Linked DNA regions of Mus musculus: region 2 is linked to region 1. Evidence: chromatin loops called from intact Hi-C (ENCODE). Cell type or tissue: left cerebral cortex. All regions are shown on one strand.

The links. Peaks named below come from ENCODE experiments on the same cell type or tissue, not always from the same donor. Only the 100,000 strongest peaks of a DNase experiment are listed, where the experiment ranks them.
Region 2: it touches region 1 in a loop (7-fold over the local background); 3 of 42 quality-filtered maps call a loop at or near these places.

What each region holds. Positions count from the first base shown.
Region 1 is chr3:20,690,973-20,698,972 of GRCm38, forward strand. No RefSeq gene overlaps it. Among named protein-coding and RNA genes, the nearest start is that of Gm31552, 130 kb to the right of the region's middle. In left cerebral cortex, no CTCF peak of the experiment used is centred here; a DNase peak (open chromatin) is centred at 4,555; H3K27ac peaks cover 1,461 bases.
Region 2 is chr3:20,817,652-20,825,651 of GRCm38, forward strand. It overlaps Gm31552 (a long non-coding RNA gene), which reads right to left and starts at 4,710. Exons shown (of 4, transcript XR_389614.2): 1 at 4,648-4,710; 2 at 4,367-4,548. In left cerebral cortex, no CTCF peak of the experiment used is centred here; DNase peaks (open chromatin) are centred at 3,287, 3,850, 4,252 and 4,759; H3K27ac peaks cover 4,747 bases.

The DNA.
Region 1 (8,000 bases):
ATTGCCTTGACGTGGGAATCCTCTGAAGGGCAGCAAGGGAAATTCATACCTTATGTGCTCCCACTCCCGGTTAACCTCTGGGGAAGGGATATTATGCAGCATTTGGGCCTTATTTTGTCCAATGAAAACGCCCCATCGAGAGGGTATTCAGCTAAGCAAAAAATATCATGGCAAAGATGGGTTATAAAGAAGGAAAAGGGTTAGGACATCAAGAACAGGGAAGGATAGAGCCCATCTTACCTAATGGAAACCAAGACAGACAGGGTCTGGGTTTTCCCTAAGGGCCATTGGGGCAGCACGACCCACACCATGGAAAACAGGGGATCCAGTGTGGGTTCCTCAATGGCCCCTATCCTCTGAAAAACTGGAAGCTGTGATTCAACTGGTAGAGGAACAATTAAAACTAGGCCATATTGAACCATCTACCTCACCTTGGAATACTCCAATTTTTGTAATTAAGAAAAAGTCAGGAAAGTGGAGACTGCTCCATGACCTCAGAGCCATTAATGAGCAAATGAACTTATTTGGCCCGGTACAGAGGGGTCTCCCTGTACTTTCCGCCTTACCACGTGGCTGGAATTTAATTATTATAGATATTAAAGATTGTTTCTTTTCTATACCTTTGTGTCCAAGGGATAGGCCCAGATTTGCCTTTACCATCCCCTCTGTTAATCACATGGAACCTGATAAGAGGTATCAATGGAAGGTCTTACCACAGGGAATGTCCAATAGTCCTACAATGTGCCAACTTTATGTGCAAGAAGCTCTTTTGCCAGTGAGGGAACAATTCCCCTCTTTAATTTTGCTCCTTTACATGGATGACATCCTCCTGTGCCATAAAAACCTTACCATGCTACAAAAGGCATATCCTTTTCTACTTAAAACTTTAAGTCAGTGGGGTTTACAGATAGCCACAGAAAAAGTCCAAATTTCTGATACAGGACAATTCTTGGGCTCTGTGGTGTCCTCAGATAAGATTGTGCCCCAAAAGGTAGAGATAAGAAGAGATCACCTCCATACCTTAAATGATTTTCAAAAGCTGTTGGGAGATATTAATTGGCTCAGACCTTTTTTAAAGATTCCTTCCGCTGAGTTAAGGCCTTTGTTTGGTATTTTAGAAGGAGATCCTCATATCTCCTCCCCTAGGGCTCTTACTCTAGCTGCTAACCAGGCCTTACAAAAAGTGGAAAATGCCTTACAGAATGCACAATTACAATGTATTGAGGATTCGCAGCCTTTCAGTTTGTGTGTCTTTAAGACAGCACAATTGCCAACTGCAGTTTTGTGGCAGAATGGGCCATTGTTGTGGATCCATCCAAACATATCCCCAGCTAAAATAATAGATTGGTATCCTGATGCAATTGCACAGCTTGCCCTTAAAGGCCTAAAAGCAGCAATCACCCACTTTGGGCGAAGTCCATATCTTATACCTTATACCGCTGCACAGGTTCAAACCTTGGCAGCTACATCTAATGATTGGGCAGTTTTAGTTACCTCCTTTTCAGGACAAATAGATAACCATTATCCAAAACATCCAATTTTACAGTTTGCCCAAAATCAATCTGTTGTGTTTCCACAAATAACAGTAAGAAACCCACTTAAAAATGGGATTGTGGTATATACTGATGGATCAAAAACTGGCATAGGTGCCTATGTGGCTAATGGTAAAGTGGTATCCAAACAATATAATGAAAATTCACCTCAAGTGGTAGAATGTTTAGTGGTTTTAGAAGTTTTAAAAACCTTTTTAGAACCCCTTAATATTGTGTCAGATTCCTGTTATGTGGTTAATGCAGTAAATCTTTTAGAAGTGGCTGGAGTGATTAAGCCTTCCAGTAAAGTTGCCAATATTTTTCAGCAGATACAATTAGTTTTGTTATCTAGAAGATTTCCTGTTTATATTACTCATGTTAGAGCCCATTCAGGCCTACCTGGCCCCATGGCTCTGGGAAATGATTTGGCAGATAAGGCCACTAAAGTGGTGGCTGCTGCCCTATCATCCCCGGTAGAGGCTGCAAGAAATTTTCATAACAATTTTCATGTGACGGCTGAAACATTATGCAGTCGTTTCTCCTTGACAAGAAAAGAAGCCCGTGACATTGTTACTCAATGTCAAAGCTGCTGTGAGTTCTTGCCAGTTCCTCATGTGGGAATTAACCCACGCGGTATTCGACCTCTACAGGTCTGGCAAATGGATGTTACACATGTTTCTTCCTTTGGAAAACTTCAATATCTCCATGTGTCCATTGACACATGTTCTGGCATCATGTTTGCTTCTCCGTTAACCGGAGAAAAAGCCTCACATGTGATTCAACATTGTCTTGAGGCATGGAGTGCTTGGGGGAAACCCAAACTCCTTAAGACTGATAATGGACCAGCTTATACATCTCAAAAATTCCAGCAGTTCTGCCGTCAGATGGACGTGACCCACCTGACTGGACTTCCATACAACCCTCAAGGACAGGGTATTGTTGAGCATGCGCATCGCACCCTCAAAGCCTATCTAATAAAACAGAAGAGGGGAGTCGAGACTTTACCCCAAGTACCAAGAGTGTCTGTGTCTATGGCACTCTTTACACTCAATTTTTTAAATATTGATGCTCATGGCCATACTGCGGCTGAACGTCATTGTTCAGAGCCAGATAGGCCCAATGAGATGGTTAAATGGAAAAATGTCCTTGATAATAAATGGTATGGCCCGGATCCTATTTTGATAAGATCCAGGGGAGCTATTTGTGTTTTCCCACAGAATGAAGACAACCCATTTTGGATACCAGAAAGACTCACCCGAAAAATCCAGACTGACCAAGGGAATACTGATGTCCCTCGTCTTGGTGATGTCCAGGGCGTCAATAATAAAGAGAGAGCAGCGTTGGGGGATAATGTCGACATTTCCACTCCCAATGCCGGTGATGTATAATGCTCAAGTATTCCCCTGCTTTTTTACCACTAACTAGGAACTGGGTTTGGCCTTGATTCAGACAGCCTTGGCTCTGTCTGGACAGGTCCAGACGACTGACACCATTAACACTTTGTCAGCCTCAGTGACTACAGTCATAGATAAACAGGCCTCAGCTAATGTCAAGATACAGGGTGGTCTCATGCTGGTTAATCAACTCATAGATCTTGTCCAGAAACAACTAGATGTATTATGGCAAATAGCTCAGCTGGGATGTGAACAAAAGTTTCCGGGATTGTGTGTTACTTCCATTCAGTATGAGAAATTTACTAGGGCAGCTAATTTGTCAAAAAGTCTTTCTCAGTATATGTTACAGAATTGGACGGCTGAATTTGAACAGACCCTTCGGGAATTGAGACTTCAGGTCAACTCCACGCGCTTGGACCTGTCCCTGACCAAAGGATTACCCAATTGGATCTCCTCAGCATTTTCCTTCTTTAAAGAATGGGTGGGATTGATATTATTTGGAGATACACTTTGCTGTGGATTAGTGTTGCTTCTTTGGTTGGTCTGTAAGCTTAAGGCCCAAACTTAGGAGAGACAAGGTGGTTATTGCCCAGGCGCTTGCAGCTTTAGAACATGGTGCTCCCCCTGATATATCTATGCTTAAGCAATAGGTCGCTGGCCATTCAGCTCTTGCACCCCACGAGGCTAGTCTCATTGCACGGGATAGAGTGAGTGTGCTTCAGCAGCCCGAGAGAGTTGCACGGCTAAGCACTGCAGTAGAAGGGCTCTGCGGCATATATGAGCCTATTCTAGGGAGACATGTCATTTTTCAAGAAGGTTGAGTGTTCAAGTGTCCTTCCTCCAGGAAAAACAACACGGGACCAGACCAGGACCCCTCTAGGTGATGAGCCTGGAAGGAGGTTATGTGTACGGCTCCTTTACCTGCACACTGGGGATTTGACCTCTATCTCCACTCTCATTAATATGGGTGGCCTATTGCTTTTATTAATAGAAAAGGGGGAACTGTGGGAAGCCGCCCCCACATTCGCCGTTACAAGATGGCGCTGACAGCTGTGTTCTAAGTGGTAAACAAATAATCTGCACATGTGCCAAAGGTAGTTCTCCACCCCATGTGCTCTGCCTTCCCCGTGACTACAACTCGGCCATGGGCTGCAGCCAATCAGGGAGTGATACGTCCTAGGCGAAGGATAACTCTCCTTAAGAGGGACGGGGTTTCGCTTTCGTTTTGGGCTTGGGGCTTGCACTCTTGCTCCTGAAGATGTAAGCAATAAAGTTTTGCCGCAGAAGATTCTGGTTTGTTGCGTCTTTCCTGGCCGGTCGCGAACGCGTGTAAGACTGGCTTAGAGAATATAAATATGTATGTATGTATGTATGTATGTATGTATGTGTGCGTGCATGCGTGCGTGCGTGTGTGCGTGCCCGTGTGTGTGTGTTATTATGCTTATAGCTTTTTCTAACCTGTCATGACAGTATTCACTTTCAAAGTAACTATTCATGGATGTTGGAAATACTTTTGCTGAATAAAGAGGCAGTTTTGGAAGCATGTGGAGGTTAAAACTGTGCACAGGGAGCTGTTCAGCTTTTCACACCCTGTTTGAATAAGCAATTATTCCACCATCTTGCTGCTGGTCCCGCCCCCACACCATTGCTTTAAATTGCCATGGAAGTTAAATTGTGAGATATTCTTGTAAAATTGCCTCCTTCAGAATGATCTTTACTTTGTCCTAGCCAATTTAGAATGGAAAGATCAGCTCACATTTCCATAGAATTTAAAAAGAGCCTGGGTTAGTCCTAAAAGCCATAGCTGGCTTAGTATGTTCCAGGATCAAGCTGAAGTTTGGCAGACTATGTGCTCAGAGGAGATTAAATATTCTTGTCTTCTATACTTGCTCTATTGTGCTATGACAAAGCACTGTGACCAGAAACAACTTGAGGAGGAAATTTTGTATTATACGTTACAGTCTTTCATTCTAAGAAGTCAGGACAGGAACTCAAGGCAAGAACTTGGAAGCAGAAACCTTAGAGGGCTGCTGCTTGCTGGCTCACTCTCTAGCCCTCTTATATTCATGCTTCACTAGCTTCTTTATACAGTCAAGGGCCAACTTCCTAGTGATAGTGTAGTCTACAATGGGATGCACTCTCCTATCATGGAAATGAGTGAAATTTGGCCTCTAAAAATGAGAGAAAGGATAAATAGGTGTCATAGTAGTTTTTGTTTGTTTGTTTGGTTGGTTGGTTGGTTTTTTTTTTAGAACCAGCAGCTACTGAGCTTTTGACAGGTGCATTTTCATTGAAATCTTAGTCCTTGGAGAAAGTGATATAATTAATGACCTCTAGGGCCCAAGTTGAAAGGTTCTACTTCTGGATATATCCAGATAACTCAACCCATAAAACACTTCCCAGGCAAACCCGAGGACCTGAGTTTGACCCCAGAGCCGGATATGTGGTAGTTTGGCTCAGAAACAGCCCTGATAGGCTATTGATTTTCTACACAAAGTCCTTACTTTAGGGATATTTGAAGAGGTTACAGAACCTTCAGGAAACTGGGGTATAGCATGGCCCCACTTTCTGGTTTTGCTCTGCTTTCTATGTGGGGGATAAAATTTTACCTGCCAGCTTCTTGCTCTTGCTTTTATGCCTGCCTGCTGCTGTGCCTTCCCTGCAGGTGTACTCCATTCCTACTGGGATATAAGCCAAAGTAAACCCCCTGGTCCCTAAGTCTTTTTTGTCAAAGAAGATTATTTCAACAGAAAAATAACTAATACACTTGGTAAAGGTGGAAGGAAAGATATGGTTCCACAAAGCTCCAACTTTCACACTCATCTGTGAAAAGCTCCATTGTAGGTATGGCTGAAAGATAGTTTCCTCACCATATGTGGGGGTACAGTGAAAAAAACAGGTAATGGATCCTTTCCCATTTCAGCTCAGATCACAAGAAATAATTTGCTTCTGACTCTTTTTAAGTTCTTGATTATGGCTTTAGAACGTCAAAGATTGGTTGAATCATGGAGCGATTTCCCTTCCCTCTTCTAGTAGACTATCAATAGATTTAGGTATAGTCACTTTCACACATATTACTCCTCTCTACTCTTAAACAAAATGCTAATCTCAAGTTCCTTTCAGTACATATCCTTAGATCCATTGAGTCTGTGAGTTGATAAGAAGGATCAGTCCAATACAGATAGTTTTATAATTCACTGACCTCTACATCCCTCTCTTATCCTCCAGACACAATCAAACAGTTGTTGGATTTGTTTCTGTTTTATGGGAACGGTATGAGCTTCAACACCAGTACGAAACTGCATTTTCTTTCTAGAAGACTAAGTTAAGTTTTTTATTTCATTATTAGGATATTCTTCTGAAGCTTCTAGAAAGACTTAGCACATAAAACACCAACTACTGATTAAGTGGCATGAACCCCAAGAAATGGAAGCTTTGGGCTAACTAGTCCTGGGTGCTGCTCATCTAATAGTGGAATTCAGAAATTATCCCTCTTGCCAGTGCACATCCCGGTTTCTTACATTGACATATGTGGGCACAACACTTCTTAATATTTGTTAGTGATACAATAATACAACTGAACAACGAACAAGAATTGTGCAGGAGGATTTGTTTTTTATGATATGGGATTAATGATACTCCATAGCAATCGTCCTGTCCTCAACTTCCCTTGTGGTGTCCCCAACCATAAAATTATTTCATTGCTACTTCAGAAGTATAATTTTACTACTGTTATGATTATGATATAAATATCTGCTATTCAGGATATCTGATATGTGACACCAAAGAAATAATGACCCACAGGTTGAGAACTTCTGTTCCATAGGCATAGTGTTGGAATAACAGCTAATTTCCAAACTTAAATTACTTTTATTTGTAGTCACAAAAGACCTCCTTGCATTTTCTTTGTTTGTTTGCTTGTTTTCTAGACAGGGTTTCTCTGTGTAGCTCTGGCTGTACTGGAACTCACTTTGTAGACCAGGCTGGCCTCAAACTCAGAAATCTGCTTGCCTCTGCCTCCGGAGTGCTGTGATTAAAGGCGTGTGCCACCATGCCCGGTCTCCTTGCGTTTTCTATTGATAAAAAAGAACAATATATTTTAATGTTGTTTTAAGTGGTGACTTAGAGATAAAGAAACAGATATTTAGATTAAAATAAAAATAAAAACAACAAAATACCAACCTCCACCCCAAAAGGGCCAACCCAAATTAAAACAAAACAAAACGAAACAAAACCCAAACAACAAACCACCACTACCAACAACAAACACATTTTAGGATTGGGTATGTGGGTATAATCTCCATCATCACAGAGATAAGTAAATACAAACAGAGAAGATGTGAGCATCACGTGTCTCAAGCTCCGCAATGGAACAAGAGTTTTCTCCAAAATCACTATTTTAAGACTTTTTATTTGGTATTTGTTTCCTTTTAATTTAACAACCTACTAGCTCAAATTATCTAATTCATGGTGTGAGGCCATCCACTGGAGTGTAGTTAACTACCAGAAATCACACCCTTAAAGAAAACTGATCTCCTTCCTCCCCACCCCCCCAGCCTTAAAGAAAACTGAACTATCAACTATCAATACTTAAGAGTGTTAGGGACTCATGAGCACTTTCTCACTCTGTGGTTGTGTAGGCAACCATAGATGCTGAGTTCATGAAGGCCAAAGTACTGTTGTGTCCCGAAGTCACTGTTTGCCTCTGGTCCTCCATTACCTATCAGTCTTACATTCTCTTGGTCCACTATTTTGTATAGTCTCTGAATCTTGGGAGTGAGACTAATAATGACATCCTACTTGTGACTGAAGATTCTGTGTGTTTTAATTCCCTGTACTTGGACCAATTTTAAGTGTACATTAACCGCTATTCATTGTACAATGAAACTTTTCTGATGAAATCTGAAAGCTGCAGTTTAACTACAGACAGAGAGATAAAATTTTAGAGGGAAGTTGTTCATTGATCAAAATAATATTAATTTGTTCAGCGCTGGAGCCTATGAGCCCAGCAATGGGTTCTTAGCAAGACATTTGGTATCAGGTATGTGTTTCTTTTGTGGAATCATCATAAGTA
Region 2 (8,000 bases), 130 kb after region 1:
AAGGCAGATAAAATTATATCAGAAGGAATGGTTTGGTTACTGCCAAGATATGCTTATGCTCTTAAGAACTAATTGGCAAGAGTAACAAGGTCTCCTGAATGGCTAAAACAGCAATAAACAAATGAGAATTTATTGAGGGTCAGTGTAGAAATGCAAGAGGAACAGGGGGAGGGGGAGGGGGTAGGGTAATTTTGGAGGGGAAACTAGGAAAGGGGATAACATTTGAAATGTAAATAAAGAAAATATCTAATAAAAAAAAAGAAATTCAACCAACAAGTTGTTGGGGATTATCTTGGCCATTCTCAGTAGGTCTTTCTCCCATTAGAGTCTCTCTGTCTGTCTCTCCTACAAATGAACCTATCATGAGATGCCTTGTGACATCCTTCAGAGCCCTGGCTTCTCTTTTTGCCATTTTGGAGACATCTCTGTCTGTCTCACAGTAAACACTGTGAAGATGTACTTTTCGTTCTAACAACACTAGGTGTTCAGGGTCCATGTTGCATCTTCCCAGAAGAGTAAATTATTGGGCCATCATGAACCATTTCTTTACAAGCACAGTAAATAATGCCCAGTAACAATTAAAATATGATCATATAAGAATAAAACCCATGAGGTTTTAATTGAGTTACACAGAATCTGTACAAAAAAAATCAAAAACAAAAACGATACAAAACAAAAACCATTTCTGTGTGTATGTGTCTCTGAGTGCCTAGTATCCATAGTAATGTTCCATAAAACCAGGTAACAGAAATTTTCACTGCTGTAGCTATCAGGACATAATTGCTGATACAGAGGAGTTTGAGGTAGGTAATTTGTAAACTGCCCACATTCAGTTTGCTGTGCAGTCTGTCTTGTGCCCAACAGCTATTATCTTTCAGACTATTTTAGAGATAGTGGAGTACAAATGGAATGAACAAGACCTCAGGATACACTTAGAAGTACAAACTTTAAAAGTTACTGTAAACTTTTTTTTCCCCTGACCTTTGGAAATATTTAGCACTAACATTCTACAGGTTGTTTTGTTCTACAAGTCTCAAACTCAAGGCAACCTGCCTGTTTGAAACTGAGTGATGAGATTATAGATATGAGCCTCTATTAGCTAAATTTTGCCAATTTGATTAACCCAAATGCATTCTCAAAATATTATTTTACATTTTCCTTTTACCCTCAAAAGAGATCATTTACTTTTCGCTCAAATTGTCTATTCTGCTATGAAGTGTTCTTTAGGGATGTCTCCTCACCTCTCTCCCTACTCTCTCTCATCTATGCATCTATCCATCCATCTACTCATCTATCCACCCATGAATCTATTTTCTGTCTGTCTGTCTGTCTTGAAGTTAAGTGGGTGATTTCCTTTCCCTTATAGCCGGATAAGAATAATCTCTAATTTGGATGCAGCACACTCATGACTCTCTGCCACCTCTCTTTCTCTTCTTCTCTTTCTGGAGATGGAGTATATCTATGTAGACTAGTGTGCTCTCTGTTTCCTGTGTGCTGGGGTTATAGTATGCACCAGCAATCATGACTTTCCAAAGTGTAATCCTCATCAATTAGTGTGTTAATCACCTAAGAATTTGTTAGCAATGTATGTTTGAGAGCACCCAAACCTCTCCAATCCATCAGAACCAAAGGAGGAGTTTAATTTGAATGTGACCGGCAACTTTAATGTGAGAACCACTGGATTTGATTCCACCAGTGGGGGATGGCTGTCCTTTGTTGCACTGTAGAATGCAGATTTATTTGAAAGCCAGCATCACATTCAGTTGGATGTGGCCTAATCTGTCTTGGGCAATATGTATTGATTTTAAAAGTCTTATAGAAAAGCCATCCCTATTTTTATGCAGTACTCTTTCTAGTCATGGACAACCCTGAATTGAATATGTATGTGATAACATAGTTCCCCCTTGTACCTTTTTATTTATGATATCAAAGATAATGGTTCACTACTAATTATAAAAGTGAAAAATTACTGTGAAGGAAGGTACCTCATATAACCCCAGGCTTTCCTTACTATTCTCAAAGCAGGGCCATTGACTCTCTTTAATAGAGACTTCAGGTGTTGAAAAGCTAATTCACAGCTCCCCAGCTGTCTACTTGTGGGGACAGCTTTCTTCTGCTCCAGGCAGTAATTGCTTGACTGCTAGCCTAAATTGCCCTAGAGAAGAAAGCATAGCTGAGCTTGCTTTTTATCCTGTGGATTTAGACTGGTAACTAGACTAGCTTCACAAAGAAGAACCAGGTCTTATACACAGTTTTTCTGTAATTCATGCTGCCTTCCAGTTGAGACATGAGGAACAAAATTATAAAGGCATCTACTAATGAATGTGTTGTTCGTTCTGGTAAGACATATTAGGTTTCCCAGGCTATGATAGGATGGCAGGGTTATGGCTGTAATAGGTTTAGATTAGTAGAGTGTAGCTTGACAAGTGAGAGGTAGTAATTCAAAAGAAAGCAGGCATAAGCAGTTAAGAGTTCATCCTGCTCTTTCAGAAGCCCTGAGTTTGTTTCTCAGAAGCCCTACTCAGGCAGTTTGCAATCCCTACAGGAAAATCTCCAGGAAAACAAGAAAACCAATACTCTCTTCCAGACTTCCCATATGCTCAACATATGTGTGAACAAGCGTGCATGTGTGCACGCACGCACAAGCACACACACAAGCACACACACACACATACATTCACATATATATACATGAGTTATTTAAAAACTATTGAAAGCAATCAAGTGATTGATCAGACTTAAAATTAGAGGATTCAAAATAATACAACCTCTTGTTCTTCCAGAACAAACCATTTTCTAAGTAAAAATGGGTACATAATGAGATAATAAACATTATTTCTTTTGCTCTCTGATGGGATACACAGGACTGATGTCAGATGCATTTCATAGATTCTGTCAAACACCAAGGTTTTTGTTGATGTCAAAGTCATAATGAAGAGGCAATAATAAAACAGTGGGGAGTGACCTAAGGATAGTAAGAGCAGTGTGTTCTTTCAGCATGTAAGGTGAAATTCCAATTCCGAATAGAAAGTGAAGTCTACAAGGACGTTGTGGATAGGCTTCTTGCAGCAGAGTCTATTCTTAGGAAAAATTTCAATTCTATGCTCCAGTGTCATAGTGCTTATGCTAAGTTCTATAGAGTGCCATTCTTTCAAAGCCAAACGGTATAGATTAATCTAATATAGATGTGATGCAGAAGTACATTCTCAGTATACTCTGAAGCTAGCATCTCTTCCACACAGCATGGATGAATCACCTAAATGCTTAGAAATACAGTAATGCAAGATTAGACTAGGCAGTTGCTTTAACTCCCTTTAGCATCCCTCCCAACACACACACACACACACACACACACACACACACACACACACACACACACAAAGTGCAGCTAACTGGAAGCTCAGGCCAGGGTCTGATATCCCTGTTTCCAGCACTCTGTCATAGTAATTAGTGCTTGTTTTGCAGGGGCCTGCCTTTTCCTTTTTTCATCCAGGAAAGGCCTTCATCATCTTGAAGGTTTGTTTGTTTGTTTGTTTGTTATCTCAAGTATCACCTTTTCTGGAGACATTTCATTGTCCTGATATTCCAGAGAAGACCTCTCCTATTCCACAGTCACATATTGTGTTTTCTATGTTAATTATTTCATATCTCTCTTCTACTCTCCTTTGAGCAGACACTCAATATCTTACTGTAGCCCAAATGTCAGTTTCTGGCATACAGAGGGATGTAAGGACAGATACTCTCATCCTTGGAGTGAGAAATGGCGCTATGGCTAGATTTTTGCTTGGGAATTGGGAAAACCCCTTAGGAAGTGACATATCTGTAACAATATTAAGTAGCTGTGTTGACTGTTGAGAATCAGTATTATAGACTTGAAAGGTATGAAAGTGACTGAAGGTGAATGAAGCCCCAAGAGGAAGCAGGTGAACTGCGTGGAGCAACAAGAGGGCCAATGAGTACTGCAGTGATGTTTGCCTAATCTCTAATGACAGACACAGAAACCAAAGTTAGGTGGGACTGCAGAGTCTGCAGCATGAACAGCAAAGACAAAGCTGATGAGCTGGTGAGATGTTCCGAGTTTGAAAAATACAGACAAGAAAGGAGAGAATTGGATGTCAGGAGAAAAGCAATACATTCTGAGGAAGTCTGTAGACTCTGCATCCTGGAGTTTTCCTGTGGTTATACAAAGTAAATTGTCACTGCCAACAGGAGTCCCACAATTCTCTGATACAGAAACTGTGCCTTCCACACAGATGCCAGAGCCCTGCTATACTTTAATAAGAAAGGAAGAATAGCAAGATTTTATTCCTTGGGTAGGAGTGTAGGTGGCACCACAGCTAAAATTAGTTATAAAAAAAAATGTTACCATCCTTTGTGCTGTGGTTGCTCTTCGTCGGTGTGATTTGGAGCACAGTCACAGGTGAACGACAACTTTCTTCTTTTCAGGCTTGCTATGTTTGCTTTCAAAGGTCTCTAGGTCTCTAGTCTCTTGGGTTAATTTTCATCACAAACACGTGCTCTAGACGATAAATACTTACTGGACTAACACTGCGAAGATAAAACGAAAGAAAGAAAAGATGAAAACAAAGGAAGAAAGAAACACAGAAACAAAGAAACAAAGAAAGGTAACTGGATCAAAAATTTTACAGGAAAACTAGGAAGAGTGGACATGGCTCTGTCCTGCCAGTCTCCCAGGAGGAAGGCTGGGAGGAAGCAAGCCACAAATAGTAACTGACAGCTCGTCAAGCTGTGCCTGGGTGATCCTGACTAAGACTGTTATATAAGCAGAGGTTGCTTTGCTTGTGATGAAAGGGAAAAAAGAATAAAAGAGCTATCCACACTTTCCCATCTCATTTGGCAGACTGAACTTGAAAGGTGTCATAAGCCTTATAAAGAAGGTTGATTTTAATGTGTCTGTCAGGCTCTTTTGAAGGTCTTTGTAGCTCCAACCATTTTTATGTTTGGAAACCCCAGCCTATGTAATGATAAATCAATTTAAATGCACAAGGGCCTAAAAACAACTAATTTGCATGCTTATATTTATATGAATTATTGTTGTTCTCTCTCTCTCTGCTCCCCATTCACTGTTTGCACATGTGCACATACATGCTTGTGTGTACATTTGTGCTCTTATGTAAGCATTGACAGATGTGTGCAATAACATGCAGCACCTTAAATCGTGGTTAAAACTACTAGACTTATAGAATATGAGGATTCTCTCTCTATTCCCATTTCAAGTTAGGAATGCTGGTATTAGGAACTCCTGCTACTATATTCAGATTTGTGTAGGTTCTTGGAATATGAACTCAGGTTCTTACAGCTCTAAAGCAAGTAATTTATCCACCAAGCCATCTTTCTAGCCATATTTTCATTCATTGGCTACATATTAATCACTATTTATTGAATACTTATTGTAACAACTCAGTATTATAAAACTGCACTGTGTTTCAAATTTGTTGGTTTTTATGACATTCATAGGTCATGAACATTACTTCTGATAACATCCATGGATAAAGTGGCCTGCTGATAGTTTAACAGGCTTGTTTCTCTAAAGAAATGTTCTATGTTGAAGCTATGGCCTCTGAGAGTAAATTTAAGTTCAAACATTGCAGCTAAACCCTGTATTCCAAGCAATACCTTATCTTTCTTTCTGTCCCACTCATCAGTAGCACCATCCATGCAGTTTCCCTGTGTTACATACAAATAGACAGAAATGAAGCAACTTGGATAAAGTGATCACACTCATGAAAGATAAAATGGGTTGTTATGGAGACAGATACAAACACCAGAAAGTTCAAGGAAGTAATTTTTTCCCTTTGCGAAAATATAGGTAACATGCAGCCTTCTTTATTTTGCAGTATTGCCATATAGAATCAAGTATGATAGGTATGTTGGGAGTGTTTATTTTTGTTGTATAGTGGAAACAGTAGAGGATGGCAGTCAGAAAGATCTGGTTTTAAATTCCAGATTGTTTCTTTGAATAGCAAACATAGTTTTTGAGCCTGCCTGAAATCCAGCCTCCCAACCCACAAGGAGGTAGTCTAGGATGAATACTGTCCATGTTTTTAACTATCCAGAAGCTGAGGGTGTGACCTTATGGGGAAGTAGGATCTTTGCATATGTAAGTGGGTGATGATAAGGTTGTACTAGACTGAAACTCCACTCAACTAAAATTGGCTTTGTTTTGTTTTTCGGAAGAGAAATTTGAACATAGATACAAGAGGGCAGAGATCACACTGGTCATCCACCAGCCAAGGCATACCAGGAACTAAAGAAGAAGTGTTATTATCTAATACTGTCGAAGGGACCCTGTTTGCAACTGGATTTTAGATGCCCAGCATCTAGAACTATGAAAGAATAACTATGTGTTTAAAGATACTTGACCCATCTCAATATGCTATAACGGTCTTAGAGATTCTATAGAAGGATCCTATAGAAGGCATTAATAGCAGTGCAATCTCTGCCACTCTGGATGTGACCTGGGTCTTGGCGCACTGTTATGGAAAGGAGCATGCAGCAGGTCCATTGGAGGCATCAAACATCGCCTCTTTCTGCCTTGTTTACTAGCTGCTACCCTCATTTCCAATTTTTATCTCCCAACCTATTGCCATCACTGTGTTCAGTATCTCCTGACTCGCAATTATCTTTTTGACATAGTATTGAGGTTAGGGTTTCTTTTACTGTGATGAAATATCATAATCAGAAATAACTTGTTGAGGAAAGGGTTCTTTTTGCTGACGGTTTCATATTACAGTCCATCATTCAGAGCAGTCAGAGTAGGAACTCAAACACGAAAGAGCCTAGATATAGGACCTAATGTACGGGCCATGGAGAAATACTGATTACTCGCTTGGTCCTCATGGCTAATTCATTCTGCTTTCTCATAGCATCCAAACCACCTGCCTAGGTGTCATACCACTCACAATGGGCTGAGACCTCCCTCATCAATTACAAAGAAAATGTCCTACAAGATTCTCTACAATAAAATCAATTTCTTCATTGAGATCCTGCCCCCCCAGACAATTCCATCTTCTGTCAAGTTAGCATAAAATTAGCCAGAACATTTACAATAATATAGCATAAACAAACATGGATTCACATTTTAAGTGGTCCTCCAAGTCACTGCTTGCTTCTTCCTGCTTTGCTCTAGTTAGGGTAGATAGAGTGGAAGGGTACATGAAACCAAACGATGAAAACTCTTTGACTATTATAAACCTGTATCCCAGCTTGCCTGCCATGGATAAAATGTTACTTATACACAAAACAGAAAATGAAAGTGGTATTGTTATCTGTACTTTCCTTAGAGGTCCATCATGACAAATATGAAGGATTTCAATCACAGTCCCCAAATTTATTGAAACTCTGTCGCCAGTCATGTTACTTTCTGTTCACTTGTCTTTGTGGTTTTAGTTTGCCTTCTATCCTTCAATCTGGGCTCCATGACACCAGAATACTGTTGTAAAATTTCTCTGGAAAGCAAAACAGTGGTTTTACTCACACCAGAGAGTTAACTAGTGACAGATCCCCAAGATGATTGCTTTCAACTTCACAGGTGAACCAACAGGTTTTAGTGAGATTACTTTTAGTACCATAGGTAAATTAAAAATTGCTATACTAGTGAAGAAAATATCTTTCCCCCTCCCACAACTGTTAATAGCTTAAATATCCTCCTGGAGGTATGGGGCCTTTGAACCTCTCCATATAACAGCCATTATCTATAAAGGACTGAAGAAGGGCAGAGCATCATGAATACCCCTTTCCCTATCACAGCTGCTAAAAGTTCAAGAGGGCAATGGCCATGTTTTCTACCACAACATTCAAGTTCTATTACACCGGTTTTTAGGTCAAGGCTACAGAAATTGTCAGCTTTCACTTCTTTTCTCCTGGGATGCTGACACCTGCTTTCCAGCTATAATCATCAAAGAACACGGAGCTGCCCCATGGAGAATCATATGTAGGTATTCCAATCAGAGAATCTACGTAAGAGATAGTACCACGAT